4 separate regions of the Mus musculus genome follow, and regions 2, 3 and 4 are each linked to region 1. Evidence: chromatin loops called from intact Hi-C (ENCODE). Cell type or tissue: heart. All regions are shown on one strand. Region 1 overlaps Itga3 (integrin alpha 3). Region 2 overlaps Gm11515 (a long non-coding RNA gene). Region 3 has its middle 13 kb from the start of Dlx3. Region 4 overlaps Gm11515 (a long non-coding RNA gene).

Region 1 (8,000 bases):
GAGCTCCTGGGCTGGGCTGGGCTCCCTACGTGCCTCTCCTGATCTTAGGATGACATGAGAGCTTCTCACAAAGTGGGCTAACTGCTGATTCGTGGGTCTTCCCCACTGGACTTTAGTTTAAGGAGGACACGGGTTGTGTCTGACCTAGTCGTTGCTTTATTTGCAGTGCTGAACACACAGCCTGGCATGTAGTAGAGCAGACAGACAGAAGAAAGGAAGTGAGGTTGGCAGAGAGGCTTCAGGTCTGTGAGGGAGGATCGCTAGACATCGACCAGCCTAACAATTAGAGGTGGCGGGTAGCACAGAGGGTGTACTTTCAAGGGCCAGGCCAATTGGATGGGACCTCTCTTCCTCCCCCTGCCCCCTCTCTCCCTTCCTAAAGTCAGCTTGGGTCAAACCTGATGATGGACCTAGCACGGGAGAGGATGAGTTCAAGAAACCTGATACCCTATCACGGGAGAGGATGAGTTCAAGACCATCCTGATCCACATAATTTGAGATCAGCTGGGGGTGCGTCAGGTCTGTTCTCAACTCCCCTCCCTCCCTCCTTCCCTCCCTCCCTCCCTCCGTCCCTCCCTCCCTCCCTCCCTCCCTCCCCAAATCCAGGCCAGGAGCGTTTGATGTTAGAATGAACCCAGCAGGAACAGGCCACAACTCTGACAGGTAAAGAAAGCACTCCCCCATGTATGGCGCTCTCCCTAAAACTGGATTTCCGTGAACTCTGTGCTTGAATCAAAATCTCTCATGTGTGGCTTGCTGTGGGGTGCTAGGTCCATCGCCAAGGGACCAGCTAGGGAAGGGTATTACCCCTCCAGACTGAACGGAGATTGGTCAGGACGAGGGGCGTTGGGGCGGGGGCAGGTAGGAGCAGACACAGCAGTACAAACTGGGAACAGTTTATTTATTTTAGTGAGAAGCCCATATACAAAGAAGGCACAGGATCGGGGAAGTTGTTATAGTACCGTGGGGTGGAGGGGACAGAGCTGGGGAGTGGGCCTGCCTGTGGACCGGGATGGGGAGAGGACCTGGGAAATCAGCCTCCACTGCTAGAATGGGGATGCAGCCCCTGGGGGAGGGGAAGAAAGCCACAGGCAGCTCAGAATCTCATCTCTGTGGTCAAGGGAGCAGAGTTAAGTCTGGCCAACTGGGGCAGGGGCTGGGCCCTCCCCTGCCATGCTACATTCAAGTATCACACCCCACGTGGTCTCGTGGGGATCTCCAGGCCTTGCCCAGGCTGAGGTGGTCAGGATGGATCAGAAGTCTCTCCTCTTCATCCTACCAATGTCTGCTGCGCCAGGACCCTGCTCTCTGAAGGATGCCGCCATGCTCCAGGTCAGTCCCAGCACAGTGTGTGCGTCCAGGCTGCCCACGGTCTCTCTTTGTTCCTTCGGGCTGCGTTTCTTGCCAGCTCTCTCTGTAGCCACGATTTTAGAGATGCACCCATAAAGCCCATTCCGGCGACCTGCTTTCTAGTTCATTGCTCTTGCGTCTGAGCACGCAGGTCGTAAGAACATCCCCTGGGTAGCCTTTAGTGTAGCCCTGCGCTCCAGTGCCTGGCAGGAATTGCAGCTGAGCCTGACTGTCTCCTCCGCATCAGTAGTTTTATTCTGGACAGTAAACTCCATCCATTGACAATGGCTCAAGGGGGATTCAGTGTGGAGGAGCCGTGTCCCCACATCAGGGACCTTTTCCTCCTGTCTCCCAGTAGAGGCGCTTTGGCTTGGTTTTGGCACAGACAGAGACTTGGATACGGCACCCTCCATGATATATCAGAGCAGGCCATTAGCAGTAGGCCCTGTGTGTGTGTCCACTGTGCAAGGGCTGTGCTGGGCTCAGCATTGCAAGGTCTTGAAGGAGATTCCAGGGCCCCAGAAAACATGCCTGCACTGAAGAGGGATAGATGCCTGAGCCTGCTGGTGCCAGCCAAGGGCGTGGCCCCCTTTGGACTGTCGGAGTCATAATTTATGATAAATAGGAAGGAAGGGAGCGCCGGAAGGTTTGTCGGGGAGGGCATCAGTAGTATCGGTCCCGAATCTGCCAGCTGGTGACCCAGTGCTTCTTGGTGGGTAGCGTGCTCCCTGGAGGTGGGTAGCGGTCCTCCTCCCGGATACGCACTGCATGGTACTTGGGCATAATCCGGTAGTAGCGGGTCGGCTTAAAGAAGTCACACTGGGGTTTAGGCAGAAGAGAAATTGTGTCAGTATCCAGAATTCAAGCAGGAGAAGGTCTGCACCCCCCACCTCCACCGCCCCCACCCCTATGGTCCTTACAGCAGGCCATAACTCCAACATCCCAACTTCAGTATGAAATGGGCAGATGAACATCCCCACCCCAGGCCCAGAGGAAGGAAGGGCTGAGGAAGACACAGAGGAGAGCAGAGGCAGTGGAGACTAAGCGGCTGCAGAGATTGTGGACCAGGAAGATGCGGTGGTCTCAATGGCCAGTACTAGAAGTGGGTAAGACAGTTATCCTAGGGAGATGGTGGGACTCAAGACAAAAGAGATTGGCCTCCCTTGGCCCCCTCCTTGCTTGTGGGAGGAGAGAGGACTTAGAGTAACTGTGGCCATGCCTGGTGATCAGACAGAGACAGGGTCTAGCCTTGACTATTTCTCTTTTCCAGTCCTCCAGAAAGCAGCACGCTCATTGGGAGGATTTCCCAGCATACTCTTGGGATTTTAAGCTCCTGAGAGCCAGGTGGATGTGGGGGCACGGGGGAAAACCAGAATGGCCTGCACTTTGGGGTGGTAGACAAGTTGAGATCCAAGCAGACCCCAAGGCAAGAGGAGCAGACAGGACAGAATCAGAGGCCCCAGGCAGCTGGGGATTTGGAGAGGAGATTCATAGGCCATGTTACCCGGGTGGGCCGGGGCAGGGGGGCTGACCCCTCAGTAGTCGTCGGTCAGCCTTTCTGTCTCTGACGGCTGGCTCTTCATCTCAGCCTTCTGCCTCTTAGCTTCATACAGGGCACGAGTGCGGGCTCGCTTGAAGAAGCCGCACTGGAGGGAGGAGGTGGGGGTGGCCATCAGGGTTGCTGGTAGACCTGGCCATCAGCACTTGGGGAGCTGGGGCTTAGAACTGAGGAACCTGGAAAGCTAAGTCCTGAGCCCAGCTTCCTGGATAGCCAGATACCAGAGCCCCTATTCCCCTTTGCAGCCTGCAGCTCCCTGGGGCATGGGTGGGACTGGAAGCTATGGGGAGGGGCAGGGAGTATCTGGGATGGAGATGAGGAATGGGATGCAGAGCCACGGGATGGAGGGAGGTTGGGTGAGCAGTGCTGGCACTGGCGGGTCTGAAGTGGGAAGCCCCAGTAGGCTGGGAGGTTCTACCTTCCACAAGAGGAGGATGATGAGCCCCAGCAGCAGCAACCCAGCACCCACGGCCACAAGCACCAACCACAGCTCAATCTCAGCCGGCAGCTCCTCCACCAGCTCTGAGTCAATGTCCACAGAGAACTGCAGAGGAGAGACAAGTGCTGGGTTAGCCTGCTGAGACCCCACATTTGGCCATTTTCTCAGTCTCTGCCCAGCCCATGTTCCTGTCATTTGACCTACAGCCACTAGGGGGCAGTCAAAGAGTTAAAAAGCCCCCGCAGTACTCATGGACACCAGCAGGTCTTAGACAAAGATTTGGCCACAGGGGCAGGTTTAGATCTGGTAGGCAGCCTGATGTCTGAGTTTGTGACACACACACACATTTAGACTTGCGTGCCAACTCTGTTCCTGATAAGTTGTGTGACTGTGGGCTAGTATAGTAATTTCATCTCTCTCTAGTTCTTTCATGTGCTCTGTAGAGACTATTTGCAGTTATTTTACAGTATAGCCATGGCCAAAAGCATGCGTTGGGAAGTTGGGCTACTTGAGCTCATGCCCAGCGTTGCTATTCACACTGGCTGAGTGGCCTTGAACGAGTTACTCAACCTCTCTGTTATTGTCTGTAATCTGGGAATGCTAATTTCCTACCTCAAGGGCAATTGGACAGGATTAAATGGTGGTTAGCATGGGGGGACTGCTCCGAGTGGCACCTGTTACATGGCGAGCTCTTCATAGTTATTATAAACACAAACAACGCATAGCAATTGGCATGGTTTTTCCCCTCTGTGGTGGCATGTGTGTGGTCATTATGTTCCCGTATGCATGTGTGTGTATAGGTTAAATAGCCTTCTGATGCTTTGGATCTTAAGTGTTTCAAGTTTGGGATTTTGTTTTATTTGTGGCTCAAAAAGTTCCCGGTTTGGAACGTTTGCAATTCCAGTGTTTGGAGTCAAAGTTCTCTACATGACTATGCTTGATTTTTCACTTCTTTTAACATTATTTTGATTCAAAAAAAAAAAAAAGGTAACGGAGAAAATTAAGGGTCTCCAGTAATTCTGTGCTCTGGAAAAGACTGTTTCCACAATGAACAGTGGTTAGTGTACGCTGATGATCCCAGCAGGAGGAAAGAGGATCAGAAGTTCAAGGCCAGCCTGCATGACAGGCGGCCCCTATCTCCAAAGAACAAACAAACAAGCTGGCGTGGCCTTTGATCCTAGCATTGGGAGGCAGGGGCAGGTGGATCTCCATGAGTTAGAGGCCAGCCTGGTCTACTTAGGGAGTTCCAGGACAGCCTGAGCTACACAGAGTGAGCCTGTCCCATGAATGAATGAATGAGTGAGTGAGTGAGTGAGTGAGTGAATGGATGAATGAATGAATGAATGAATGACAGAAGTGCAGAGTAAATCTCTGTACTGAACTTTTCTATTTTGGGGAGAGGGTCTTGTTATGTTAGCCCAGGCTGGCCTCAAACTTTTAATCCTCTCTCAGCCTCCCACATGTTGAGATTATAGGCATGCATCTGTGTCCCCTCCCAAGCCATCTCCATATTTTTAATACACCTGGTCCACACTGATGGAATCACACTACATGCACACTTCTGCCAGCTTCATCTTCCCCAAGTTTTTTATGAATAACATCATCTTTCTGCCTCAATTGATAAAGGCCAATCTGATCTCTTCTGAGGACCGCACACGCAGTCATTGTAGAAATGGACCACATTTTATTGAGCCAATCTCCTACTGACAGACATTTAGAGCCTTTCCAATTCCCTTCTCTTATTAACAATGCTCTAAAATACCCTCACATTTTTATTTATCTTTGTATACTTGTCCTGTTAGCTCTTGAAATATATGAGCATGTGCCAGATCAAAGGGAATGCGTGCTTTAAATTTTAATGACTATTGACAAATTCACCTCCACAAAGGAGCCACCAATTTAGACTCCCGTCAGCAGTGTTTCCTGCCACTGAGCATCGCCGGATGGCATGTCTCTTTTTAGTATTTTCCAATCAGATGGGCAGACAGCTCTTCTTTGTTGTTTTTATTTCTTTGACTTTTAAGGTTTTTTGTTTAATTTGTTTGTTTGTTTTTGAGACAGGGTCTCAATATTGTGTAGCCTTGGTTGGCCTGGAACTCACAATGATCCTCCTGCCTCAGCATCCAGAGTGCTGAAATTTAAAGGTATACACCAGTATGCCCAGCTAAAGGGTTTTTTAGACAGGGTTTCTTTGTGTAACCACCCTAGCTGGCCTGGACTTTGCTTTGTAGACCAGGCTGGCCTCAAAGTCACAGAGATTCACCTGCCTCTGCCTCCATAGCACTGGGGCTAAAGGTGTGTGCCACCATGCCCAACAGGTTTTACATTTTAAATGTTAGAATTTAATATTAAATTGTGTATATGCATGTGTGTGCTGTGTGGGGATATGTGTATATTAGTGCAGACTCCCCTGGAGGTAAGGAGAGGTTGTCTGATCACCTGGAGGAAGCATTACAGGCTCTAAAATTAATGTATTAGCATCTTGTAAATTGTGATATTATTGATACATAAATCTGATTGGTTAATTAAGAATCTTGATTCTACTGGGGTATTGTGTATTGTGATGTGATGGCTGACCATGGGGTGCGTAGTAGCAAAAGGAACTTGGTGGGGGGGGTCCGGGGTGGGCACCAGAGAGATGACCCTGCGGGAGCCCTGTGGTCCAGCATGGCCAGAGACTTGGCTTCTCAGAGAGTTGACAGGTTCATTTTTAAATATTTCCCGCAACAGTAACACACAACTTTAATACCACCACTTGGGAGGCAGAGGCAGGCAGATCTCTGTGAGTTTGAGGCCAGCCTGGTCTACAAATTAAGTTCTAAGCCATCCAGGGATACATTGTGAGGCCCTGTCACGGAGGAGGAGGAGGAGGAGGAGGAGGAAGAAGAAGAAGAAGAAGAAGAAGAAGAAGAAGAAGAAGAACAACAACAACAACAACAACAACAACAACAAGAACAACAAGAACAAGAACAAGAAGAACAAGAACAAGAAGAACAAGAAGAAGAACAAGAAGAACAAGAAGAAGAACAAGAAGAACAAGAACAAGAAGAACAAGAACAAGAAGAACAAGAAGAAGAAGAAGAAGAAGGAGGAGGAGGAGGAGGAGGAGGACAACGACGACAAGGGAGAGGAGGAGGGAGAAGAAGAGGAGGAGGGAAGGGAGGATGAGGGAAAGCAGGAGGAAGAGGACGGGGGAAGAGGAGGAGGTCTGTAACATGACTACATTTCCAGTGTCCAGCCCTTTCCCCACCCTTCTTTGTCCCATTCACTTACTTTAGGAAATGCATCCCTGAGTCCTTCACCAGCCTTCCATAAACCCTGCTTTGTGTATCTCCTATGTGTTTTCACTTATATCCATTTCACAACAAATCATTAGGAATCTGTCATATTTCTTCTTCCAACTTAGAACATCCCCGACCTCCCCCCCCCCATCTCAGAATTTCCTGAATCTCACTTGGACTGGGATAATTTCAAAAAATCTGACGATGAGAGAATATTCCCTATCCATAACTTTAATTTTTTGTCGTATGTTTATCCCCAGGTGCTTTACGCTCTTTCAGCCGTACATACGCGCATTGTTCTTGTTCATGATTTATTGATTGGCTTGGTTTTGTGAGACAGCCTTGCTATGTAGCCCAGGCTATCCTTGAGCTCACTAAGTTGCCCGGGCCAACCTCCAACTTGAATCAATGCTTCTGTACCAGCTTCCAGAACACAGCACTCCAGCACGGCCAGCCCTTCTTAATTTTTATTTATTTACTTATTTTATTTTATTTGGGGGGGGGGGTGTTGAGACAGGATCTTTCTATGTAGTCCTGGTTGTCCTGGGACTCACTATGGAGACCAGGCCAGCCTTTAATTCACAGAGATCCACCTGCCTCAGTTTCCCAAGTGCTGGGATTAAAGTATGTGCTACCATGTCCTCTCCCCTACCTTTAAAATTGTTTGTTTGTTGTTTATTTTGTGTGTGTGTGTGTGTGTGTGTGTGTACATCTATGTGTAGGTCCCCTGTGTGCCCTTTTGGAAGCCAGAGGTCAATGTTGGATGTCTTTCTTCTATCATTCATTCTCTACCTTTTTAAAAGATGTGATATCTCTCAATGAACTAGTAGCTATTTTGTCTAAATTGGCCATCAAGTCCCCAGCATCTCCCTGCCTTCACTGACCTACAGCTGAAGTTACACACATGGGCCAACACACCCAGCTTTTAACTGGGTGCTAGGGTACTGAAGATCGGAATTCAGGTTTTCATGCGTGTTGAGAAAGGCCTTTGCCTGCTGAGCCATCTTCCCAGCCCCTCGCTTTTAGTTTTGAGGCAGAATATCAGTAAGTTGTCCGGGTTGGCCTTGAATTCACTATAACCTAGGCAGCCCTGTGACTTAATGATTCTCTTATTCTGTCTCCCAAGAAACTAAGGTGGCAGGCCTCCAGCAGCAGGACCAGCATCATTGTCCTCTTAGAGATGCTCTGTGCGGTGTGGCCTGGCCTGAGGCTGCTGCACACCTACTCACCCATGTGGTCTTGTTCTCCATGTTGATGGTAGGGATGCTGGTTCTCAGGAACAGGGTAGCCCAGCCATCTACCCTGACTCTGTCAAAGTCTTTGTAGTCCTACCAAGAAGACAGAGGGGTCACAACTAGCAGCTGAAGTCTCT
Region 2 (8,000 bases), 200 kb after region 1:
CCTGGGGGTCACCACACACCCAGCAACATAGTCCTCCATAGCAACACGGCACCACGATGCCCAGGGGCCCAGAGAGGGTGCCCAGGAAACACCAGCACCTCCCACAGAGCCAGCATAGGCTGCACATTATGGCCTCTCTTTCTGTTGTCTGTATCTACCTGCCCCCAACCCTCCCACCAGTTGCAAATATGAACTTCAAACGCATCAGGGAGTCTCGTAGGAAAGAATGGAAAGGGGGCAGGGTGTAACTCAGTCAGTACAGTGCTTGCTTAATATGGACTGAGCCTCGGGTTTGATCCCCAGCACTGCATAAATGGGGTACATTGCCACATGCCCAGGGTCCTAGCAAACAGGAAGTGGGGCAGAAGACCATCCTAGGCTACATGAGACTCTCAAAATTAATAAATAGGGCCTGGGAAGATGGCTCAGTTAAGAGCACTTCCTGCTCTTCCAGAAGACCTGAGCTTGATTCCCAGCACCCAGGTTCAGTAGCTCCCAAACCTTGGTAACTCCAGCTCTGTAGGTTCTGATGCCCTCTTCTGGTCTCCTCAGGTAGTGCACTCATAAAATACACACACACACACACACACACACACACACACACACACACACAAATAAAATCTTTAAAAATAAGTAAAGGAAGAAGAAGGCTACCTCTCTCTAGGTCCCAAGCTCTATCGTCTGCCTACCTCTCCTGATGAAAGATGGGCCCTTGATGCTTTGGTCAGGACTAGATACAGAATAAGCCCTCCATGGGGAAAACCTAAGACAGACTGCATCTGAGCTGGAGGAACAGGTATCGGGTGCTGATGTTGCTTCCAGTGTCTTCAGGAGCCCTCAACTTCTAGGGACAGATTGGGACCATCAGAGTCAAGCTCAGTTGCCCCAGTTGACATGGGCATTTGTCATCACCTCCTGGTGTCAGAGAGAGGCCAGTTCACACTGGACCCTTCCCTCCCTGCCCCGAAGCCTGCCCGCCCTGCAGCCCAGGGGCCCAGCTGTGGCAAGGCCAGTCCCACTGTGGCCGGCGTCTCCAAGGATGAAAGATCTCTGGCTCCTTGAGAAACCAGGGCTAAATATACCCCTTGCCTGCTTTCTGGAGCCTAACTGGAACCAGCTGGGCAAGACTCACCCTTCCTCCTGCAGGACAGGCCTTGGGCCATGACTGGACAGACAGACAGACCATGCCATGCCTAATAGCCCCAGACCCAAGGAACTGAGTCTGGAAGTAGACCAGGAAGAAACTAATGTCTGGATGGATACCTTTCTTCCTCCAACACCATCAAAGACAGGGATGAGAGAGTAAATCATGTGAGACCAAGCCCAGCCCATGGCAATGAAACACTTGAGAGACTCAGTTTTCCTATCTGTAAAATAGGAATAAAATAATCCTGACCTCAGAATGTTGTCAACAGTGAATTAATATAGGTCAAAGGCTGGGACAGCATCTGGCACACAGTAAGTGCTCAATAAACTCTGGTCATAGGGACTGGGGAGATGGCTCAGAACGGAGAAGCTGGCTGTATAAACATGAGAACCTGAGTTTGGGTCTCCAACACCTACCCAAAAGTCTGGGTATGGCAGCATGCTCTGGTATTCTCAGGCTGGGAGGCTGGGGCAGTAGGATCTTGGGGGACAGTCTGAATCTCACTGAGTTCCAGGTTCAGTAAGAGACTCTGTCTGAAAAGTAAGGTGAGGCCGGGGAGCTAGCTCAGCAGATAAACATGTCAGCCTTGCAAGACCTGCAATCGGCCCCATGGGCCCAGTGTGAGAGGGGAAAACTGACGCTGGAAGCTGTCCCGTGATGTTCACACATAAGTGCACACACCTGCAATCAGACACCTGCCCCCCACACACATACATGCATGCACCTGCACTCAGACACCTACATCACACACACACACACACACACACACCTCACAGTAAAAGCCAACTTAAAAATATTTTTTAAAGGGTTACATGGAGCAGGCATGCTCATCTTTGATGCTAGTCTCAAGAGAGAGGTAGGTGTCTATATAATAAATTCCAGGCAAGCTGAGGTTACACAGTGAAACTCTGGTTGGTTGGTTTGTTGTTGTTTTCTTATTTTGTTTTATTTTGTTTTGTTTTTGGAAGGTAGAGATCAATAGAGGAAGATGTTGACCTATGGGCTCTGCATGGGTCCATCAATATGCACACCAGCACGCACACACACACACACACACACACACACACACATACATACACATGAATTAGTGATTGTTACTGTGACCACTCTGTGCCAACCCAAGGCCACAGTCCCGAAGATAATGGGTACCCAATCTTATTAGACTGGAAAACTGAGGCCAGGGTTAACCGTTTAGACCAGCAGTGTTGAAAGTAGAGGGATGGGCCAATATGGTGCAGATCGGTGAGGGGTCCATGGGCCAAGACACGCCTCCTCCGCCAGCTCTGCTCTGGCCACGTCTTGAGCTCCCTGGACCAGGACTCCGCCCACCTGTGGTCAGCGCTGTGGCTGGATCTCCCACGCCTCGTCTTACTTTAGCGGCTCCAGGCCGCTGCCCCAGGACAGCCCACTCTCAAGCCTAGTCCAGAGGCCTGAAATAGGAAGGAAGAGGGGCCTAAAAATAGCTGTAATTACAGAGGGACCCTGAATGGGGGATGGTGGCTACTCTCTGGCTCCTCCTGGGTACTGCCACAGCCTGTTCAGGGTACAGTTCAGGCCCAGGGTAGGACTCCAGCCTTGTCTTCTGTTCCCCAGTCCACAGGGCCTCCCAGTGGGACAGAGAGTGAGGGGTTGGGGGCAGGGTGAGGAGGGAACTGAGCCTGACTCCAGGGCTGTGGCAGCCAGGCCTCCTCTGCTTCCCATACACATCTGAAGGACACAGCACTCCTTACAGAGTGCTGCATAGCACACTGCCCTCACCTGTCCTGTCCTGATGCCTGCCTCCTCCAGGAAGCCTGCCTAGACACCTTTCCCCAGCTTGCCCATCACACCATCAGGGACTCCTAGAGAACAGTTGCCAGCTCCAGCTACAGAGATGGGCTGAGAGCAGCAGAAGTGCCAGCTGATACCCAGGTTCCTGAATTCTGCAGCATCCAGAACAGCATGATCACAGCCCATCTCGAGGCAGATTTGAAGGAAAGCCAACGTGCCCGTGGAAGGGGCAATGGCAGAGTCAGCATGTGAGAGATCTGATCAGGGAACCCTACACTCAGAAATCCCCAGGGACGCCGGGCGTGGTGGCACACGCCTTTAATCCCAGCACTCGGGAGGCAGAGGCAGGCGGATTTCTGAGTTCGAGGCCAGCCTGGTCTACAAAGTGAGTTCCAGGACAGCCAGGGCTACACAGAGAAACCCTGTCTCGAAAAACCAAAAAAAAAAAAAAAAAAAAAAAAAAAAGAAATCCCCAGGGCTTTGGAACCCACAAGGCTTAGATTTGAGTCCCTTCCACAAAACCGATACTGACTGTCCCACCTTCATTTCTCTGAGTTGTGTTCCTTTAGTAGATATGTGAGAAAGACCCCTCAGAGCTGGAGCTCTGTGGAATGAGTGTTCTTGATTTCTTGACAGGAGTCTCAAGAGAGTCAGCAGAGCCCTTGGCCCGGGAGCTGGGAGCTCATGTCTTCAGCTATATCCTGACCAGGTGTCAGAAGCTTCAAAGGGGCTGGGGCAGGGTGAGAAGCTAAGAATGGTGAGCCCTCCCGGGGTCGGGTGCTGGTGCGGCCGCAGTGACAGAACACATGATGCGCTGGTGCCATCTGGTGGCCACCAATGGCAATGACGGTCACCTAGATTGAGGGAGAAGGAGAGCTCTGAAAAGTAGAAGCCCAGAAAAGCAGGAAAGAGCGGGGAAAGGGAGGAGAGGAAAGGCAGAGGAGCTGGAAGCCCCAGCGAGAGGCAGATGCTGTGGAAGACAACAACAGTTCCCACCACGTCGCTGTGGGCCAGGCAAGCTGGAGCAATAGACCATGAATATTTTCCTGTGGAAAGGCTCCTAGAGGCCACAAAGGGCCCAGAGCATACAAGTGCGGGCTGATTCAGGTAAAACAAGGTATTCAAGGTGACCACCAGTCCTAGACTGGGTTTCATGTGTCTTCGGCTGCCTAGTCTTAGTCTCTCCAGGAGCCCCGGTCATCTTCCAGCCCTCAAAGGTTTGCTGTGGGCACCCCATGGATATGTGACATCAAAGGTCGCTAATACAAGAGCCTAGCACACACTGACTAGTCCAGGGGCACCCATGGCACGCACCTGGGTGGTGCAGTGTCTTGGGGCGGGGGGGCTTGTTTCATTCTGTTCCCGGCTTCCTCACTGGGGTGGGAGGTGGAAGGTGAACTTGTTTACCACTTCTGCTCCGGGCAGTGGAGATGAGCTCAGACTGGCCCTGTGCCTTCCATGGGCAGGGCCAGGCCTGAGTCATGGGGGTCAGATGACTGCTGAGGCTAAATGGGTCTTGTCCTGCAGCCCCCAGCAGCCACGGTGCACCCCGCCCTTTCAAAGCAGTCAGGCACCTCTGGGCCAAAGAGAGGGTGGGTGGAGAGGGTACAAGGTTCAAGCCATTGCTGGCTCCTCCTCTGGTCAGGGGACACCAGGGCAGTCAAAACTGCTCCATCTGTCTCCAGCCAGGCTTGTCCCCCTGAGTGTCCTTCACAGGACTGCTCTCAGTCCCCTGGGGGAAAACTAGCTTAAGCCAGCGCCATCCTGCAATGCCACCAAACGCCTGCAGTTACAGGCCGCAAACATACTTCTGACCTGAATGGAATCTGAGGGTGATGTGACTTTTCCCTGGATCTTATTCCATTATATTGTAAAGCAAAGAGGAGCTCCAAGTCTTCCAGGGGGCACATCCCAACTGACCTCTAGTTTCTGCTCCTGGGGCTACAGTGGACAAAACCTGAGAGAAGCCCTTAGCTCAGTCCCAAGGCAGGTGCAGGGGGCCACAGGGATCTTGAAGACCCAAGTCCTGGCTCCCGTGGGACGGCCTGAGTAATATGGTCAACCTCACTTACCACAGTCATTGTCTCAATGTGTTTTGCCTTTCAAAGCCTGCCCTGGCATCATGGGGTATTTGGTTCCTATTAAAAAAGACACTCTTCTGGGGCTGGAGAGATGGCTCAGTGGTTAAGAGCACAGGCTGTTCTTCCAGAGGACCCGAGTTCAATTCCCAGCATCCACATGGCAGCCTACAACCATCCATGACTCCAGTTCCAGAAGTCCTGACACCCTCTTCTGGTTTCAGTGGGCAGTATACACACATGGTATATAAAATATACGCACGTGCAGGTAACACATCAATACACATAAAATAAAAATACAAAGGAGTCTTCTTTAAGTAGTCTTTGTTTTCTAATTTTTTTTAAACTTTGAAAAAAAAAAGATTTCATGTACCCCAGGCTAGCCTCAAATTCACTATGTAGCCAAGGATGACCTTGAACTTTCCACCTCTACTTCCTGACTGCTAGGGCTGCAGATGGGCACCTCCAGGCCTGTTTTTTGTGCTACAAGGAATCAAAGCAAGGGCTTGATATTTGCTTAGGAAAATACTCTCCATCAACTGAGCACCCAAGCAACTGTCTGCTTTTGTTTGTTTGTTTGTTTGTTTGTCTTGTTTTGTTGGTTATTGTTACATACAGCCTGGCCTGGCCTCAAATTTATGTTTCTGAGTGCTTGGATTAACACTCATCTCTGAAAATAATTCCTTAAAGTGGGCATAATAGCACATGTCTTCAATCCCAGAACTTTGGAGGCAGAGGCAGGTGGATTTCTGTGAGTTTGAGGTCAGCTGGGTCTGTGTAGAAAGTTCCAGGACAGTCAGGACTATACATATGGAGACCCTGTCTCAAAAACAAACAAATAAATAACCTTTTTTGGTTTTGTTGTTGTTTTTGTTTTTTTCGAGACAGGGTTTCTCTGTGCAGTCCTGACTGTCCTGGAACTCACTCTGTAGACCAGGCTGGCCTGGCTGGCCTCGAGCTCAGAAATCTGCCTGCCTCTGCCTCCCAAGTGCTGGGATTACAGGCATGTGCCACCACCGCCTGGCATAAATAAACTCTGTTGGGTTTATAGGCATGTAACTCTTTGCTTCAGATTCTGTGGGAATCCCTGCCACCTTCCCTGACACCGAGAATCACAAGGTCCACCCCTCTGTTGGGCCAGAACATTTGCTAGGTTGTGTTTGTGGCCTTATGTCTGCTGTTTGGAAACATTTGGGCCTTGTTCCTCCACAAGCAGGGTTTTGGCACTAGATCAGAAAGGAGCCCCTCCCATGGTCCCTTCACCCCACTATGCAACCTATAGGGTTTGCACAGATCCAAACACCGAGGCAGCACTGGTCCAGGTCTTGTCACCAGACTCACAGGGTGGCCTGACCTAGGACAATCTCTCCACCCCTGGGCATGGTTGTCCTTTTCTGTACAAAGGTCTTCTGTCCTTGAGACTTCAGGATACAATATGGTAGTAGCAAAACTGGCCGGCTAAGGGAGACCCAGGGGAGACCAGGCTCAGGGTACTCACCCCTACCCTCTGCCCCTCAGCCCCGAGCTGGCACCAACTGCTTCCCACCACAGGCTTGGCAATGCCCACTTCCTCTTGGCCTCCCCCGAGCTTTGCTGATCCCCCACACTCCACCCCCGTCAGCCTCCTGCTTCAAGCCCTGACAGTGCCCCGGCACCCCCATCCGCTCCTCTGATCTTCTACCCTGGCAGCCCCTCTGCCCAGCTTGGCACCGCATCCTTTACCTTACTGCTGCCAAGAGCGGGCATCACCCACTCTCTATGCCCAGGCAACAGGGCTTGACTTTAGCCTCCTCAAATCTTCATGTCTCAACACTATCCTTGCCCACCAGCCCCTGGGCACTGGAGACTCACTGACTCCTGCAGAATTCAGCATGGTCATCCCCCTGCCTCAGGGCTAACTACCTCTCCAGCTGGTTAGTGAGGTAACTGACACTCCCTTAAGTCTCATCCCGCCCACCCCCCTGCTCGGTGCTGGGGATTGAACCCATGGCCTCAGGCATGCCAGGCAAGCAGCACTCGACCCCAGCCGCAGTTGAAACACTCCTCCAAGGTTCTCAGACTTCCACTGCGGTCTCTTTCCCAGAATTTACTCATTGCACAAGGCACACCGAAGTGTGCAAAACCAGAGCCACACCCCAGGTTAAAACACCAGAACTTGGGCTGGTGGAATGACTCTGCCTGTAGCCAACTGTAACAACCTGAGTTCAACCCCTGGGGTTCACGGGATGGAGGGAGAGAATGAACTCCCTCGGTTGTCCCCTGACCACACACATGGGCATGTCCCTACCTCATAAACAAAACACATAGACAAACAAACAACAAACAAATGCATGTAAAAATTTAAAGAACAAAAACCAACCCTTTACAGAGAGAAATGAAGGCACCCTGTGTCTCCCCCGGTCCCAGATCTGTCTCTTTCCTGCTCCCCTTCCCATACATCAACTGCTTCCCAGACTGAACCCCAATTCTGCAAAGTGTTTGACACTGTCCTGGCATCTGCATGTATCCGTTTATAAATGGACATGTTTTTCGTGTTACTAAGCGGATGGGATCACCTTATAGACAGCCTACTATATGCTTAGTCTTTTTTTTCCCTCCTAATTGCTGGATGTTCTCCAATCGACCCACTTCGCTGGGTTGTAGTACCCCACACTCTTCATCTCTAGTCTGTTCATTCACATTTCTCTGGGTGTTGTCCCCTGATCCCCATGCACATGTTCTTCACAGAGGTCAGAGGTCAGCCTCAGGCATCAGCTCTTGCCTTTCACCCCGTTTGAGGCAGGGGCATGCCAGGCTATCCATCTTCAAACCTCCCTCGTAAGTCTCCTGTCTACCCTTAGGACGGTGGGACTACAGACTCATGCTATCCCACGTGGCTTTTATGTGGGTTCTTGGGTTTTTGCTCAGGTCCTCACACTGAGCCATCTCCCCAGACATTTTGAGGGTTCTTGGTGTTCTCTAACAGCTCCAGCACCACCCTTGCTCCTTGAGCCCAGTGCCTCCTC
Region 3 (8,000 bases), 59 kb after region 1:
TACTCAATGTTGCTTTTCACTTCCCTGGCCCCCACCCCCTTCTCCTCTTTTTTTTTTTTTTTTTTTTTTTGTGGGTTTTTTTCGAGACAGGGTTTCTCTGTATCACTCTGGCTGTCCTGGAACTCACTTTGTAGACCAGGCTGGCCTCGAACTCAGAAATCCACCTGTCTCTGTCTCCCAAGTGCTGGGATTAAAGGTGTGTGCCACCATGCCCAGCTGCCATCTCCTCTTTTTAAGGACTGAAGAGGGACCCTGGCCATGTGAGCCCCTGCTCAGCCCTTTCTGCATCCCCAGCCCCCCTGTGACACTTGCTTAACAGTGGCTCTTCTTCCTTCTCTTTGAAACACAGACTAACTGGGTAGTCTCAAACTTGTGATCCTCCTGCCTCTGTCTCCCTAATGATTGCTTAACCCCAATTTTAATGAATAATAATTTCTCAAATTTTGCCTTTATACTTAAATACTTTTGGTGTCCTAGTTAAGAAATTTGTAAGACAGGTAGCATGCTATACACCTAGGGTCTCAGTAGGTAGGAGGCTAAGGCAGAAGGATTGCAAGTTCAAGGCCAGCTTGGGCCACACAGTGAGACCCTTTCTTCAACTAAAACAAAAGCCATGGGGCTAGAGAGATGGCTCAGCGGTTAAGAGCACTAGATGGTCTTCCAGAGGACCTGAGTTCAATTCCCAGCAACCACATGGTGGCTGGCAACCATCTGTAATGGGATCTGGTGCCCTCTTCTGGCCTGCAGGCATTCGTGCACACAGAACACTGTATGCATAAGTAAATAAACCTTTAAAAACAAACAAACAAACAAAAATAAGCACCAAGGAGCTAAGGGCTAGTAAGGACAGCTGCCACTGTTCCAGGTCACTCTGTGCTGGGCCAATGTCAACCTGTGGGTTGTGCCTAGCCTAGCATGACTCCATTTTTAAAAGCAACAACCTTTTGCCTGAGCTACCTCATTTTGAGTAGAAATGCAAAGAAACAATGATTCTCTGTTCTTTTTGTTGTTGTTGTTGTTGTTTTGACACGGACTCACAATATTACCTTGGGTTGGTCTGAAACTCTCTGTGTTTACCAGGCTGTCCTCAAACTCACAGAGATCTGCCTGCCTCTGACTCACATGTTTATGCATGTGTCTGTGCATGTGTGTGTATGCCTGCCATACCACACATGTAGAGGTGAGAGAACAACTTTGGGGAACTGGTTCTCTCCTTCCACTGATTAGAACCCAGGGCTGGAGTGAACACTATCAGGTTCCAGTGCCTTCCAGCCTGAACCATCTCTGTCCCACGACTCTCTCTCTTTACACAAATAAACAGGCACCAACACACCAGGAGACACAGTAAATTACTTATGCTAAGAAATGGTGACATCTGCGCCTAGGGTCAAACCATCACAAACTTCAAAGCTTACCAATCACTTGGGAAGCAGGAGCACCCAAGACCAAAACATGTCAGGTACACTGACGAGTCAGCTGGTCACTTGTCACAAACTCTGTCCAGGAAGATTATCCTATCCTAGGGCTCCTGCCCCTGTCTCTGTGCATCCGCTGTTTCTCCTGCTCGTGACATTCATCCTGCTTCAAACTGATCCTCAAATGGCCTGTCACCTGGACTTATTTATTTACTTAGCTTGACAGCTGTGTGGCGGAGTAGCTCTGGGCCTTTGGTTCATAAAATTTCTTATCTGGTTTCCTTCCTGTAGTAGGACTCCTTATCTGGTCCTCCACAGACTTCCTTGAACTTCAGGTCAGCTCTGCCTCCCGCAGGACAGTCAGTCGGCCTGTAACCTGTGCATCTGTGTGTTCTTGCGAGAAGTGTTAGTGTGGACTCTGACAGCTAATATTAGGAGTTGAGATTAGAATCAAAGAAACTGTTAACAACCACAGGAAAAAATCAGAACAACTGGCAAATCTCTGCCAACCGAACCAAGGCGGCTTGGGAATGTATTGTTTTTTTTCAATAAATTCTGATATTGTGGAGGACACAACGCTCTATGTTTCTGATGTAATATGTTGAGGATAACTGGGGATGTGGCTCATGGGTTGATGTTTGACTATCATACCCCATTTTAGCATTAGGACAACACTGTTGAAGTACTAACCAAACCAATACCTAGGTGCTTCTGAGAAGACTGGCAGGCATCTTAGCCAGAGAGTAAGTGACCTAGGTACAGGTGGGAGGCAGGAAGGCTGGCCTTCACCGTTAGCCTTGTAAAGACGGGAAGGGAGCTCTGAAAAGAAATCGCTCCAGGATAGAGAGAGTCAGGAAAAGAGAAGGAGGGGGGAGGGGAGAGGGAAGGGGGGGAGGAGGAGGAGGAGGAGGAGGAGGAGGAGGAGGAGGAGGTGGTAAGGGCTAGGGGAACCAGGGCTGGAAACCCAGAACACGGTGTTCCCAAGGGTGGAAGGGACCATGGCCATAGAAGGCAAGTCCTAGACCCAAGACACATAGAAAATGGTCAGAGCAGAAGCAGTCTGCACGAAATAAATTCTACTCACCTGTCTCTCGACTCACATCAGCATTCAGAGATGGAAGAGAGAAGGCAGCTGAGAAGGGCAGGGGGCGGGGACAGAACATAAAACAAAACAAAAAAAATCCGAGGGGAACAGAGCAGGAAGAGAAAGAGAGCCACCGAGAGGAGACCTTGGAGCAGCGCACAGTGTTGAAGAAGACCTCTGAGGGGTGCAGGGAAGGAGCGAACAGAGATAGCCCCGCAGAAGCCCAGCTAAAGCAGACCCACAGACCCAGACCAAGGACTTTAAGCCGCCCCCACCCCCACCCCCCGCCCGCATTCTTCCTTCCGGCTGACCTCCCCGACTCAGCCCGGAGGGAATGCGCGGAATGTGATGAACTGATAAAGAGCGGAACTCCCACTCCACCTGGCACCCGAGCGCTTGGCGCGCCAGGCCTTGCCCACCTCTTAGATGTACTTGCAGGGAACACAACACTAATGGGGAAGAGGACTGCTAGGGAGGTCTCAGTAGAGCGCCTCGGATGTGGGGCCAGCGGCCAGATGCCAGAGCTGTGGGCACAGCTAGATGCCTCCCAGCTGAGCTGTGCTGTGAGTCGCCAGACCCGGGACCCTGGATAAGGGAGGATGTGAGCTGGGGCAGAAGTGGCAGATCTCTTCTGGAATCAGAAACCTGTTCAAAGAATGGTTTCCAAGATACTCTCTGTCCCCTGTAGGCTCAGCATCCTTAGGGTGTAAACCCTTGAAGCCCCGTGGTTCTTATTAAGGTGGGAAGCAGGCACCTCCACGTTAGATCAGGGCAACTCCTTGGGCAAAGGGTGCCAGGTACTGGGTGAGTTCCTCAGTGCCGCCTCCTACACATCACCCTGCTTGGCACAGGTGGGTGGGTCCCCATGATCTCCTTCTACACATAGTTGTGTGCAGTAGACCACCTTCATCTGGACCATGCATGCAGGGCTCTGTGTGAGGAACTAAGGCCTGGGCAGTGTACAACCCCAAACTCCCTGGTCTTTAGAGGATGTCCTTAGGAGGGGACCCTGTCAACAGCCAAAGAGAAGATGCTTCCAACACACCGGAAACTAGTGACATGGGGGGTGGGGTGGGGGGACGGAGGAGGGGCAGCGAGGGAGATTCGAAGAAAACAGATGGATTCCCAAGCATCCCAGGCCCAGGCGTCTCTAGTACCCATCCTCAGCTCCCTGGCTACTTCTGAGAAAAGCTGCTGAAGAGAGCAGAAGGAAGCAGCAGGAGAGGGGGCTGGGATTGGCGGTTTGAGGTTGAGCGTGTTTAGAGGAAGAAGAGAGATGGGGAAAACCTCAGCCCCAGGGACCATTGTGTGGCTACACCTGAGACCCGCTGCGGGCGACCTGATACAGGGCAGCGATCCAAACATTGCGCAGGGCCCACTGCCTGCTGGCTCTGCTACAGAGGGAAAGGATAGGAGCACCATCCCAAGTGGCTGCAGCGGGAAGAAACCCAGGCAGTCCGCCATGTGGCTTAAGACCTGGCCCACAGACACCTGCCGCCATTGTAGGCCTGACCAGCGACAGCCTGTACCGCCCGCTGAGCAGAGAGGGAGGGTGAAGTGCCTAGAACATCCGTCCACCTTGTCCTAGCCACATCTAAAACAGTGCCTCCTGGCACAAAAATGTGCTTGGGGAATAGAAACCATGAATGAATGATAATCGAATAAATGACCGAAGGATGAATAAGCAAACCCATCACTCAACCGAGTTATCCTAATTCCCAGCCGCTAGTCCTTTGGAAGTGGGCGGGCCTGCCACCTGGTGGTGACCATGGTAACTGCAGTCACTATAAGCGCCTGCCCCCACAGTGTAGGTAGGATCTGGAATTGGCTCTTCCTCAGGTTAGCCTTGAATTCACAATCCTCTTATCTTGAGATCATAGGCTTATGAGTGTGTGGCGCGAGCCACTTACAATTCTTCGTAGAAAGAGACTTCTAGGGCTGGAGAGATGGCTCAGCGGTTAAGAGCACTGACTGCTCTTCCAGAGATTATTCATTCAATTCCCAGCAACCATCTGTAATGGGATCCAATGCCCTCTTCTGGTGTGTCTGGGGACAGCTACAGTGTACCCCTATACATAAAATAATTCTTTTTAAAAAATAAAAAAGGAAGAGACTTCTAATGCTTGGAAAAGTCCACCTCCAGTTTGATCTTTTTTCCTCTCTCTTGTCCCACCAAACAAAGAGAGGGTAGGCAGGGGGCTTCCTGCCCTCCCCACAGAGAAACAGAAGAGCTATAATGAACTCTGGCTGCTGCCCTCTGCCTTTTTTCCAACATCTGAATCTACAAAGTCAGTGGATGTCTCTCAACTCAAGTGAAGAAACTGCCCGGCTGCTCTCCCTTGAGAGGGCAGGTCCAGCCAGCCCAGAGCCACATGCCACTATTGGCTGGGACAGAGATGAGAACCACCAGAGTCAAGGCTCCAACTGGGTGACATGCCTCTGCTCTGAAGACAGAAGGCATCACTGTGTGCCTTTGGGCAGGTCTCTCTCCCTCTCTGAGCTTCATTCTACATTGGTAAAATTGGGGCTCTGACACACTGCGGCTTTGTCTGTCTGTCCTGGATAAACACCCTCAGCATCTCTCTCCACCCTCTACCTTCTCTTCCCCCTTTATCCTGCATCTCAGCCTCCAGGGCCAGTTGCAGGACACATGGATGCTCAACTGTGTATTTGTTTTCTATTGTTGGAAGGACACGCCCAGATGTGATGAACTCACTGATATTTACTCTGGCATTCCCACTAGGTATAGAACCCCAATTTGACTGGGACAAATCAAGTCTCATAGGCCCTCGGAGGATGGGGCCTTGGAAGGGCACAGCCTGTTTGACAGCAGCAGGTAGAAGTATCCATGTGACTCCTTGTCCCTGTCCCAATCCTGGTTGAAGTGCCCTGCCCCTGAAGCCTCCATGGTGTCCCACAGAGGCCAGCCCCATTCTGGGGGACACTGTCTCAATCCTACAAACCTGCTTCTTTGTGCCATAGACTCAGTGTTCAACTCAGGCAGGGCCCAGGCTGCCAGGCTGTCTCACACACTGCTCCAACTACTGAGATTTCCTATCAAGCTCACAGGACTAGGCAGGTAACTTGGCTGTTGTTTTTGTTGTATCTCTTCCTATCTTAAGATAAAATCTGGGGCTGGAAAGATAGCTCAGTGTTGTGTTAGAAGCACAGCTCCAGACAGACCACACCAGGCCAAAGAGAGAGAGAGAGAGAGAGAGAGAGAGAGATCAGCGGGAGGGGTCTTCCTTTTATTTGGATAGTGATGTAGCCGCAGGTAAAGGTGGGAAGTGAGCCAAGTGGATTCTGGCAATATGGTGGCGGTTGCCTTGGCAACAGGTGTGCAGGTCGCTGTCGCCTAGGTGAATTGTCAATGGGTTCGGAGCCAATCCTGACACCAACACTCAGTGATTAAGAGCACTCCTTGCTCTTCCAGAGGTCATGAGTTCAATTCCCAGCAGCCACATGGTGGCTCACAACCATCTGTAATGGGATCCAATGCCCTCTTCTGGCACACAGGTGTACATGCAGATAGAGCACTCATATACATAAAATATATAAATAAATCTTTTTAAAAAGTAAAATCCTGGGGCTTTTCTCTACTTGCTCCTCCCAGATGTTCTGGGGAGGCACCTCTACTCATCTCCGGGGAAACAGAGTTTGTGTGGGCCCTGGGAGGTTTATTGTAAGGAATTGGATAACATGACCGCAGAGGCTGACATGTCCCAGAAGTCAGCTGCACATAAAATTAGCCGTCCATGGAGCCTAACTCCCTCTATGTACCCACCCTTTTGGGAACAAAGGCTGCTGTTAGATATTGTGCATCATCCAGGGACCATCAGGGTTGAACCTAGAGTGGGGAAAACCCAGGGAACCTAGCAAGTGACTAGTCAGATGGGCTGAAAGGGGCGTGGACTCCCATGAGTCACTGTGCTTCCATACAGGGAAGTAAGGTATCCCTGCTTAGCTCCACAGAGCCACAATCATGTCCAGGTGACTGGGCTACAGGAATCCAGGGAGAGAAGGTGATGATTTTTTTATTGTGGTTTTTTTTGAGACAGGGTTTTTCCTACAGCCCAGGCTGATCTGAACTCTATGGAGGACCAGCCCAGAGCAGGGCTGGCCTAAGATCCCAGGGGCAGCCTATAGTTGTTGTATAGTCTTGGCTGGGTACAAGATGTAGAGGACAGGGTAGGAAGCAATTGTGACTGTCCTTGAGAGCTTGCTGCCCAGCGAGAGACACATCAATAGGTCATTTCAATAATCCGGGAAGTGATCAAATGGAGACGTGTTTGCTTGGCTCTGGGGATCTAGCCCAAAACGATTTAACGGAAAGCACTTTGGCTCTCCGCCAAGGGGGTAATGGCCAGCCTGGATGCTTCTGCCTGTGCGCCATCTAGACCCTTTTCTGGGAAGGGCCCCCACTCCCCTAGAGTGGGGAGGGCTGTTATCTCACATGGTGAGTGAATGCGGGACCCAGACAGGCCACTCCCTTAGGAGACACTAACTGGTTTGGGGATAGGTGTGTGACCAGTGTCTAATGAGATTCAATCCCTGGTCCATGTGGGAGAAGTGCCTCTTCCACCAGGACTTCTGGGAGATGGAAATGCAATCCAGCTGGGAGAAGGGATCTGAGAAGGACGGCAAACAGCAACTTAGACCTGAAGAAGCCCAACTCCTCAAGGTGTCCAAGTGACCCTGGCTTGCAGAAGGTAACACCAACCTCTGGTGACCAACTTTTTTTTTTTTAAGATTATTTATTTTATTTTATATGTATTGGTGTTTTGCTTTCCTGAAGATCTGTGCATCACGTGTGTGTGGGAGGCTAGAAGAGAGCAGCAGATTCCCTGTAACTTCCGGATGGTTGTTACTGCTGTGTAAGTGATAGACTAGAACCCTGGTCCTCTGCAAGAACAGACAGTGTTCTTAATGGCTGAGGTGACCAAAATCCAACCCCCATGACCAAAATTAGAGAGCTAGCCTTGCGTGACACAGTCATACCGAGCAAAAATGACAAAACAGAAGCTGGGTGTAGTAGCACACACGCCTTTAGTTCCAGCCCTCGAGAGACAGAGGCAAGCAGATCTCTGAGTTTGAAACCAGCCTGGGCTATAGAGCGTGTTCCAGGACAGCCAGGGTTACACAGAACATTCTCCCCCTGATACTCCCCCTTACACCCCAAAAAACAGCTATCAAATGGCTCAGTGCTTAAAGGTGACAGTGACGGTGATGGTCCCCAAGCCTGATGACGTGTATCTTATCCTTAAAACCCACATGAAGGAAGGAGAGACTCTACTCCTAAAAACTGTCCTCTGACCTCCACACGTGCACCAGGTCATCTGTATGCTCTCACCTCCAGTAAATGAATACATGTTTGAAAATTAAAAGTTAGCAATAGGGCTGGAGAGATGGCTCAGCAGTTAAGAGCACTGACTGCTTTTCCAGAGGTCCTGAGTTCAATTCTCAGCAACCCCATGGTGGCTCACAACCATCTGTAATGGGAT
Region 4 (8,000 bases), 180 kb after region 1:
GACTGTGCGACAGGCCCCCTGACTGCCCCAGGAACACCACACAATGCAGCATGCTTCCAGTGTGGCTTTGCTTCAGGATGGGGACAGTGTTCTGGGGGCAAAGACCAGGAGCAAAACTGCAGCATCCTGGAGGAAACAGTTGGGTATTTATGGGAATGTACCCCGTTATGGGTACTAGCTGAGCAGCCACAGCCCTACTGGGCTGGGTAAACCCCAAAGGGTTAATGCTGACCCCCGATGACCTTTAATTCTGAGCTACCTGCTGAGTGTAGAGACAGGCACATACAAGTGATATCCACAGTTTTCAAACCTCATGCTGGGCAGGTGGTGGAGCCAGCTGGTGACAAAGGCCACTAAGGAAGAAGGGACAGCTGGGTTTTTTTTTTTTTCCCAAGTTCTGCCTGCCCCTCCCCCTCAGACATTTGCAGAAGCCACTGTCCCCTAATACCTGAGAGTAAGCTTTGGATGACTCTGAGAAGTGCTTCAAAATGTCCTGCCCGAGCTCAGAGGCCTTGTCTTTCTCAAACGCTGGGACCTGGGAGGCAGGAAGTGGCCCTGGTTCCACCACCCCTAGCTTTCAGAAAAGAAGCCCCGTGTTGATTATCCCGAGTTTCCTGGGTTCTTTCCAGAACATTCTCCCCTTTCTGCAAGAATTGTCCTCCAAGGAGAGGAATGATCACTTAATCCAAGCACATACAATACCAAGGCGTAGCAGTAAAGGATCTCCCTCAGGGCACAGCCAGCTGTCATTCAAAGGTGGGGACCCAGATCTGGGGGATCTGGGTTTGGGTCGGACCAGAGAAAGAACTTTCTAACCTTCCCGTCCTAGGGTTGGAGAGAAGACAGAGTGCCTCATCGGGAGGAAGCAAGGGATCAGATGTACACCCGCTGGCCCGGCTACACCATGCCAGCGAGGCAGAGCATGCAACATGGCGGTGTGAGACTCCAGGGGACTCTGTGGGAGGAAGCAAGGGATCAGATGTACACCCGCTGGCCGGGCTATACCATGCCAGCGAGGCAGAGCATGCAACATGGCGGTGTGAGACTCCAGGGGACTCTGTGGGAGGAAGCAAGGGATCAGATGTACACCCGCTGGCCCGGCTACACCATGCCAGCGAGGCAGAGCATGCAACATGGCGGTGTGAGACTCCAGGGGACTCTGTGTCCCAGTGGTACCTACGAGGGTAGAACATTAGTGTCCAGGATGCTTGCTGATGAGAGAGGCCAATGTGGACAGAGTACAGCCACACAACAGCAGGCTCGCAGTGGCCCCGTGTGAGAACTGGCTTTGTGCGTACAGACCCAGCTCAGGACTTAGGAGCTATCTGCTAAGATGAATAGGTTTGTCACACACACACACACACACACACACACACACACACACACTCTCTCTCTCTCTCTCTTTCTGCATACACACCTGCATTAGATCCCATTATAGATGGTTGGTTGGGACCATATGGTTGCTGGGAATTGAACTCAGAACCTCTGGAAGGCCAGCCAGTGTTCTTAGCTGAGCCATCTCTCCAGCCCTCAGTAAGTGCTTTTAACCACTGAGCCATCTTTCCAGCCCTTTAAATAAATACTGATTAAAAAAACATTTTATCTAAACTGGGTGGTGTTGGCTGAAATCTTTAATCCCAGCACTTGGGAGGCAGAGGCAGGCAGATCTCTGTGAGTTGCAGGACAGCCTGGTTTACAAAGTGAGTTCCAGGACAGCCAGGGCTACACAGAGAAACCCTGTCTCGAAAAACCAAAACCAAACAAAACCAAGCTTTCTGTGTATGGGTGTTTTGTCCACATGCATCTCTGTGCGCCATGTGAGCATAAGGGCAGTGTCCGTGGAGGGCAGGTTGAGTAAATGACCCTGTTGTTTGCTGCCCATAGTCCCAGATTCAGGGTCCCTGCTCTCTTCCTGTCCCTGGGGATTCTTCGCAGACCCTTTCCTGGGGCTGCGTTGAGTCCCCTGAGACTGGCATTATAGAAGGTGTGAGCCTCCATGTGGCTGCTGGAACTGAGCAGACATTAACTGGGAAAGCAGCCAGTGCTCCAACCACTGAACCATCTCTCCAGCCCCATTTAAAATTGTTGAAGCTGGGCTGGCGAGATGGCTCAGTGGATAAGAGCACTGACTGCTCTTCTGAAAGTCCTGAGTTCAAATCCCAGAAACCACATGGTGGCTCACAGTCACCTGTAATGAGATCTAATGCCTTCTTCTGGTGTGTCAGAAGATAGTTACAGTGTACTTATGTGGACCAGAGTGAACAGGGACTGAGCAAGCAGGGTTGACCGGAGTGAGCAGAGGTCCTAAAATTCAATTCCCAACAATCACATGAAGGCTCATGACCATCCGTACAGCTACAGTGTACTCACATACATAAAATAAATAAATCATTAAAAAAATAAAATAAGCTGGGCGTGATGGCGCACACCTTTAATCCCAGCACTCGGGAGGCAGAGGCAAGCAGATTTCTGAGTTCGAAGCCAGCCTGGTCTACACAGTGAGTTCCAGGACAGCCAGAGCTATACAGAGAAACCGTGCCTCAAAAAACCAAAAATAAAATAAAATAAAATTGTTGAGGCTGAATCTGTCTCCCTACCTTGCCCTGACTGTCCTGGCACTCACTCTGAAGCCCAAACAGGTCTTGGATTCATGAGTGTCCCACCCCAGCCCCTGAGTAACTGGGATTGCAGGCCTGAGCCACCAGGCTCAGCCCATAACTTCTTGAATGAAATCATCTCCGTCTTCTCCTCAGGCCCTGGGGAGCTGAACTCAAGGCCTACCACTGAGATACACCCTATGTCCCAAAATATTTTGTTAAAATATACATGTATATAATTTAGGGGTAGATGGGAGGAGCTGAGGCAGGTCAGGGAAGACCTTGCCTGACTCTTAAAGCAACAGGAAGGAAGCAATGACTTCTGGGACATTCTTCTTGTCTCATGGACAGGTGTGTGTGTGTGTGTGTGTGTGTGTGTGCCCGCGCGTGCCCGCCGGGTGTGTAGAGCTGCCTCCCAACCACTTCGGTCTATGGCTGCCAGGCTTTAAGCCTCCTTCTCCCCTTCTTTCATCACTGCCTCAGGAAAGGGTCTGTGCGGGACCTCCCCAGGGACAGAAGAACAGGAACCCTGCATCTGGGACTATGGGTTGCAAACAAATAGGGTCCTTCACCCAACCTGCCCTTAACTGCCTGGATATGCGCAGTTTCTTTTTAGGATTTGTTTTCTAAATGGGATTTCCTTAGACCGCCCTCGGAAGGGAGATCTATTTTTGGGAAAGAGCGGAGCAGGGCCTTGCCCAAGGCTGCATGGCCTCTTTTCCTTCTCCTTGGGACCCCATACAACCAGAGCAGGCATCTGAGACCCCCTTCCTGCCACCCGCCCCCAGCTGACTCAATTCCTAAGATCCTCTCCCTCTTCTGTAGATCTGAGGGAGGCCACTTGGCCTCTCCATGCCTCGGAGAGTCAGCTCACTAACAACAAAAGGATCAAATGAGATGTTTGTGAAAATACTTCGTAGGGGTGGCCGTTTCTCTTTCCCTAAATGCAAGCAGCCGCTGCGGGGTGGCAGCGCGGGAGGACTGGAAAAAGGTCGAAAGAAGGTGAGGATCAGCTGAGGGGGGCGATGGACCAACCGCAGCCATCGAGCGGCACCCAGAGGCCAGAGCGGAAACTGCATGCGGACTGCCAGGGGGCGGGGCGGCCAGGGGGCGGGGCCTGGAGGGCGGAGCCTAGCCCTCACCCGCATCTTCAGGTAAAGATGGCCAGGGCCAGCTAGGACAAGGCAGCCTGCCCCGAGATCCCAGAATTGAGCTAATCCCAGGCTATAAAGGACAGGGATGAAGTTCAGAGCGCCATCCAAAAAATAGAAAGCAAAGGCTGGAGAGTCTATTTGGCCCAGGCCCCTGCCTCCAATCTCCTTCATACAGGATGCATTGTGTCTTCTTGTGTTTGCTTTCTGTGAAAAATCTACCTGGAACAGAGTGTCCAGTCTCACCTCCACCCCGAGGTCACTTCCCCAGGTCGAACCCTCTCTAAGGAGCAACCCCACTGCAGACTGCCTCATATGTCTCTCCCTCTGCTCAGGCTGGGGGGAGGGAAACCACCCGCCTTAGTCACCCCAGATAATCACCTCTGGTCACTCACTGTCTGGCCTCTTCCTCCAAGTCACTCGGAGTATCTCTTAGACATTATCTCACCGTGCAGGCCTGGTGGGTGGGTGGGTGTCAGGGAGGGAGCAAGGGGGAATGCAGAGCCAGCTTTGAGCTGGAAGGGACTAACATATCTACTCGTCCTGCTTCCCAGTGTAAACTAAAAGATGACATCTGATCATAGGTGAGATAGAGGGCAGACAGCTGAAAGAACTTCTTAGGGGATTGTGATCGACTACAACTGGTGCCCACCGAACAGCATTTCTGAGCCAAGCGCTGTGAGGGCCTAACAGGAGGTCCATCCTTAGGAAGACATCATTCTTGTCTTATAGATGAGGAAATCAAGCTCAGTTGCCCAAGATAGGAGAGGGGAGGTGCTGAGATTCAAGCCTAGGGGTTCTAACTCCAGGGGATGCCTTCTAGTGAAGTAGTGGAACACTGAATCTGAGGCAAGAGCATACCTGGGTTGACCTCCTATATGACCCCTAAGGGCTAACTGGGTGACCTTCAGGTGTCTGTTGAAGCTACTGATATAGTCTACTCGAGCCTGACTAAGCCCCTCTCCCATCACCATGGAAGGCTTCCCTGTGAAGCCCTTCCCTGCTCAACCTCTGTTTCCCTGTTTGAGACAGCATCGGATGTAGTTCGAGGTAGCCTTATCCTTGCTATGTAGCCAAGGATACCCTGGAAGTCTTGATCTTCCTGCCTCTACCTCAAGACTGCTGGGAATGTACCACTATGGATACCTTACCCCAGCATCTCTGGTTTGTTTTGTTTTTTTGAGACAGGATTTCTCTGTGTATCCCTGGCTGTCCTGGAACTCACTTTGTAGACCAGGCTGGCCTTGAACTCAGAGATCTGCCTGCCTCTGCCTCCCAAGTGCTGGGATTAAAAGTGTGTGCCATCACTGCCTGGCTCTTCCCAAAATCATCTGTGACCTGAGAATTATGTCCTGTCTCATTCCCTGAACACACTGTCACACGCCACCCAGCAGTCTGACCCTACAAAGCCTGCAGGAAGGAGGGTACTGAAAGCATTCCACGCTGGGATCCGAGCATTTAATAGGGGTCATGAACTGCTGTGACCTGGGAAATTCCTCCTGCTGTCTGACCCAAATCCTTTCTCCAACAGAGTAGCTGGAGTTCTTCATGGAATGAGAGAGGCTGCCACAACCTGTGCCTTTGGTAGAGGTATGAGGGACAGTCCAGAGCTTTCACAGATAGCTTGATGGGACACTGGGTGCCACAGGGCCCTTCTCAGCCAGGATGGGAAAACAGATGTCCCATGTGTATCCTGGTCTGGAACTCAGTCATCATCCAGGGTTGTCCCTCACAACAGCTGTCAACGGGGACATGCCCAGGCTGCCTATCTGATGGGAGCCAGGCTTGCTCAGGTCCCTGGCCCCAAGAAATCCTCACCACCCAGCCCTTCTCCACTGCTGGCTTGCTGGTGTGGTTAGAACAGTACTGTTCAGCAAGTCTTCCAAGGGACCCTTGGGTTGCATGTAGGAGGAAGGCCGAGGAGGACAGTCTGAGCTGAAATGGTGGCAGAGCCTTGGGATCCATACCTCAGCCTTGAGGCAATGACTCTACAGGGTGGAGGGAGGTGCTCCAAGACCTCAGGAACCCAAGAGGTGGGGGTGGGTGGGGTGGGGGAAGATAGCTCTGTCCCAGGAAGAACTACTGGGATGGAGACCTCTTCTTCTCTCCCTCCTCCCATAAACACTGGATCATGGCAATAGAGGCTCACACACACACACACACACACACACACACACACACACACACACACACGTACTCTCTTGGGATGTAGACACCAGGCTTCCAGCAGAGGACAACAGTCCAGCTGTCCCCTTTCCAACCCTGCCATCCTGTCTTAAACCCACAATGCCAGAAAACTCTGTCACTAGCTACCCCTAGGACGTCCCCCTCAGCTGTGGGTCTGGTAGGAAGTCTCTGGTGTCTCTGTCCTGCTGCAGTTGTGCCTCCTTGTGAATCCCTGCCTCTGTGCAGAGCTTAGGGGTGCTGGACACTCAGTACTGTGTAATGAGAATCGTACAGGCTCTCTGGCAACTTCTCTTTTACTGACAGCATCCTTCCTGGGAGCTCTATGGGGAAACCTCACTCCTATGGGGGTTTCTCAGCTCTCTTGGCTACGCTGCCTGCAAATGGGGGTCCTGAACCGATCAAACCACGGGATGAATGGCAGGCAGGGTGCATAGGCTGGAATCTCCCAATCCTGGTCTCCATTTCCAGACTCTCCTCTTGTCTGGGTTCAGCTCACAGAGCTTTTGTGGGAATGGCCACCGTGTCAGGGTCACTAGAGCAGCGGCTCCTGGGGCAGACTGAAGATGCCACCCGCACAGATGCTTTGTATGGGTCAGTGATTCTAGCAGCAGCGATGCTGACCTCAGCAGAAGCTTACAGAAAATCCTGGCTCCAGGGGACCTAGAAACATACGCCTGGTATGGTGGTGCATGCTTGTACCTCCAGCACCCAGGAGACTGAAGCAGGAAGATAGACTGCAGGAGGTTCATCTGGGCCAGTTGCTGGAGGTGCACAGTGTGGAAGGTATCTTTGGGTATAACCTTGTTGATAGTTCTCTTTATATTAAAAAAAACAAAAAACTTTTTTTTTTTTTCAGTCAGGTTGCCTAGGCTACCCTCTATCTTCCTCAATAGATGAGGGTGACTTTGAACTTCTGATCCTCTTCCTTCCACATCCTGGCTGCTGGAGTCTCAGGTATATTCCACCACAGCCCGTTTGTGTGGTTCAAGGAAAGGAACCCAGGTCTGGGTGCAGGCTAGCAAATGCTCTATCAACTGAGTTATGTCCTCACCCTTAGCTCTCTGCATTGGCGTGTGTATGCCAAACCATGATATCACAGACATTATTGCTCTGAAGTGTTTATTTCTTTATCATATGTCACAAACATCTACAAAGCAGTTTCTATGCCCAGGCACCCTTCTGGCTACTTTCCAAATAACGCTATGAGGCAAGTGCTATTAGCCCCATTTCACAGGTGAGGAAACAGAGGCACAGGGATTCGGGGATGGGCCCAAGTCACACCCCTCATAAGTGGCAAAGCTTAGCCTTCAGCTTGGACTGACATCAAATCTGTTGGCACCAAAAGAGTCTAAGGTGCAAAAAAAACCGGTGATGGGTGTTTCTGCTAGTGGCTCGTGGGAGGCACAGTGTGTAAGGGATATCCCTAGAACTTTTCATGGGCCTCTTTCACTGGATAATTGTTAGTGACGATCCACTTAAAGGAAAAAGAAACATTTCCCAAGCCCCTAGGAAGTGCAACTCCCTTGCCCTGATCCAGTCTGTGCTGGCACTCGAAAGGGCAAGGTACATCGGTAGAATCCTCCGAGCGCTAACTGGAGTCCCCCCTCTACGTCCTCTGATGTCTCCACCCACTGCCTCCATTAGACTCCTCGCTGTCCCGTCTCTAGGAGCTGCACACTGGCAGAAACCACAGACCATATGCCTTAAGCTCAGCTTGTGGAGAGAGAGTTACTCAGAGCCTCTGTGCCCAGGCACTGGGCTGAAACAACTATCAGAGGGAAAACACGCGGGGGTTGGGGGGTGCAGAGACACACTCCTGCATGCCCATCGCTCAGAACGCTGAGGCAGGAGGATCGCCTCAGATACAAGGCCTGCCTGGGTTACCAAACCCCTTGGCTTCTACATCTTACATCTCTGCTCCTTCCAGGCTGGCCCTCACCAGCCCATCCCCCTAAGCCCTCTCATGCTCGCCCATGCTGCCAGTCCCCAGAGGACTCTCTCAAGCTGAATGTCTCTGGCTACATCCTCAGCCATACCCAGGCATCAGCAAGCAAGAAGACGCAAG

What was found. Peaks named below come from ENCODE experiments on the same cell type or tissue, not always from the same donor. Only the 100,000 strongest peaks of a DNase experiment are listed, where the experiment ranks them.
Region 2: it touches region 1 in a loop (3-fold over the local background); 15 of 42 quality-filtered maps call a loop at or near these places.
Region 3: a loop joins it to region 1, with 9 times the contacts of the local background. A loop is called at or near these places in 27 of 42 quality-filtered maps.
Region 4: a loop joins it to region 1, with 2.6 times the contacts of the local background. A loop is called at or near these places in 6 of 42 quality-filtered maps.

What each region holds. Positions count from the first base shown.
Region 1 is chr11:95,043,595-95,051,594 of GRCm38, forward strand. It overlaps Itga3 (integrin alpha 3), which reads right to left. Exons shown (of 26, transcript NM_013565.3): 23 at 7,858-7,956; 24 at 3,327-3,452; 25 at 2,855-2,996; 26 at 881-2,169. The coding sequence ends at 2,886. Among named protein-coding and RNA genes, the nearest start is that of Pdk2, 6.2 kb to the left of the region's middle. In heart, a CTCF peak has its summit at 3,575 (motif pointing right); a DNase peak (open chromatin) is centred at 3,567; H3K27ac peaks cover 1,065 bases; H3K27me3 peaks cover 1,040 bases.
Region 2 is chr11:95,247,774-95,255,773 of GRCm38, forward strand. The region is part of intron 1 of Gm11515 (a long non-coding RNA gene); the gene reads right to left. Among named protein-coding and RNA genes, the nearest start is that of Gm11515, 8.2 kb to the right of the region's middle. In heart, a CTCF peak has its summit at 3,749 (motif pointing left); DNase peaks (open chromatin) are centred at 2,608, 3,728 and 4,568; H3K4me3 peaks cover 442 bases; H3K27ac peaks cover 1,696 bases; H3K27me3 peaks cover 1,429 bases.
Region 3 is chr11:95,102,784-95,110,783 of GRCm38, forward strand. No RefSeq gene overlaps it. Among named protein-coding and RNA genes, the nearest start is that of Dlx3, 13 kb to the right of the region's middle. In heart, CTCF peaks have their summits at 751 (motif pointing left), 1,774 and 4,265 (motif pointing left); DNase peaks (open chromatin) are centred at 1,638, 2,858, 3,878, 4,268 and 1 weaker place; H3K4me3 peaks cover 1,253 bases; H3K27ac peaks cover 1,434 bases; H3K27me3 peaks cover 474 bases.
Region 4 is chr11:95,228,486-95,236,485 of GRCm38, forward strand. The region is part of intron 1 of Gm11515 (a long non-coding RNA gene); the gene reads right to left. Among named protein-coding and RNA genes, the nearest start is that of Gm11515, 27 kb to the right of the region's middle. In heart, a CTCF peak has its summit at 3,659; a DNase peak (open chromatin) is centred at 3,666; H3K4me3 peaks cover 673 bases; H3K27ac peaks cover 354 bases; H3K27me3 peaks cover 2,957 bases.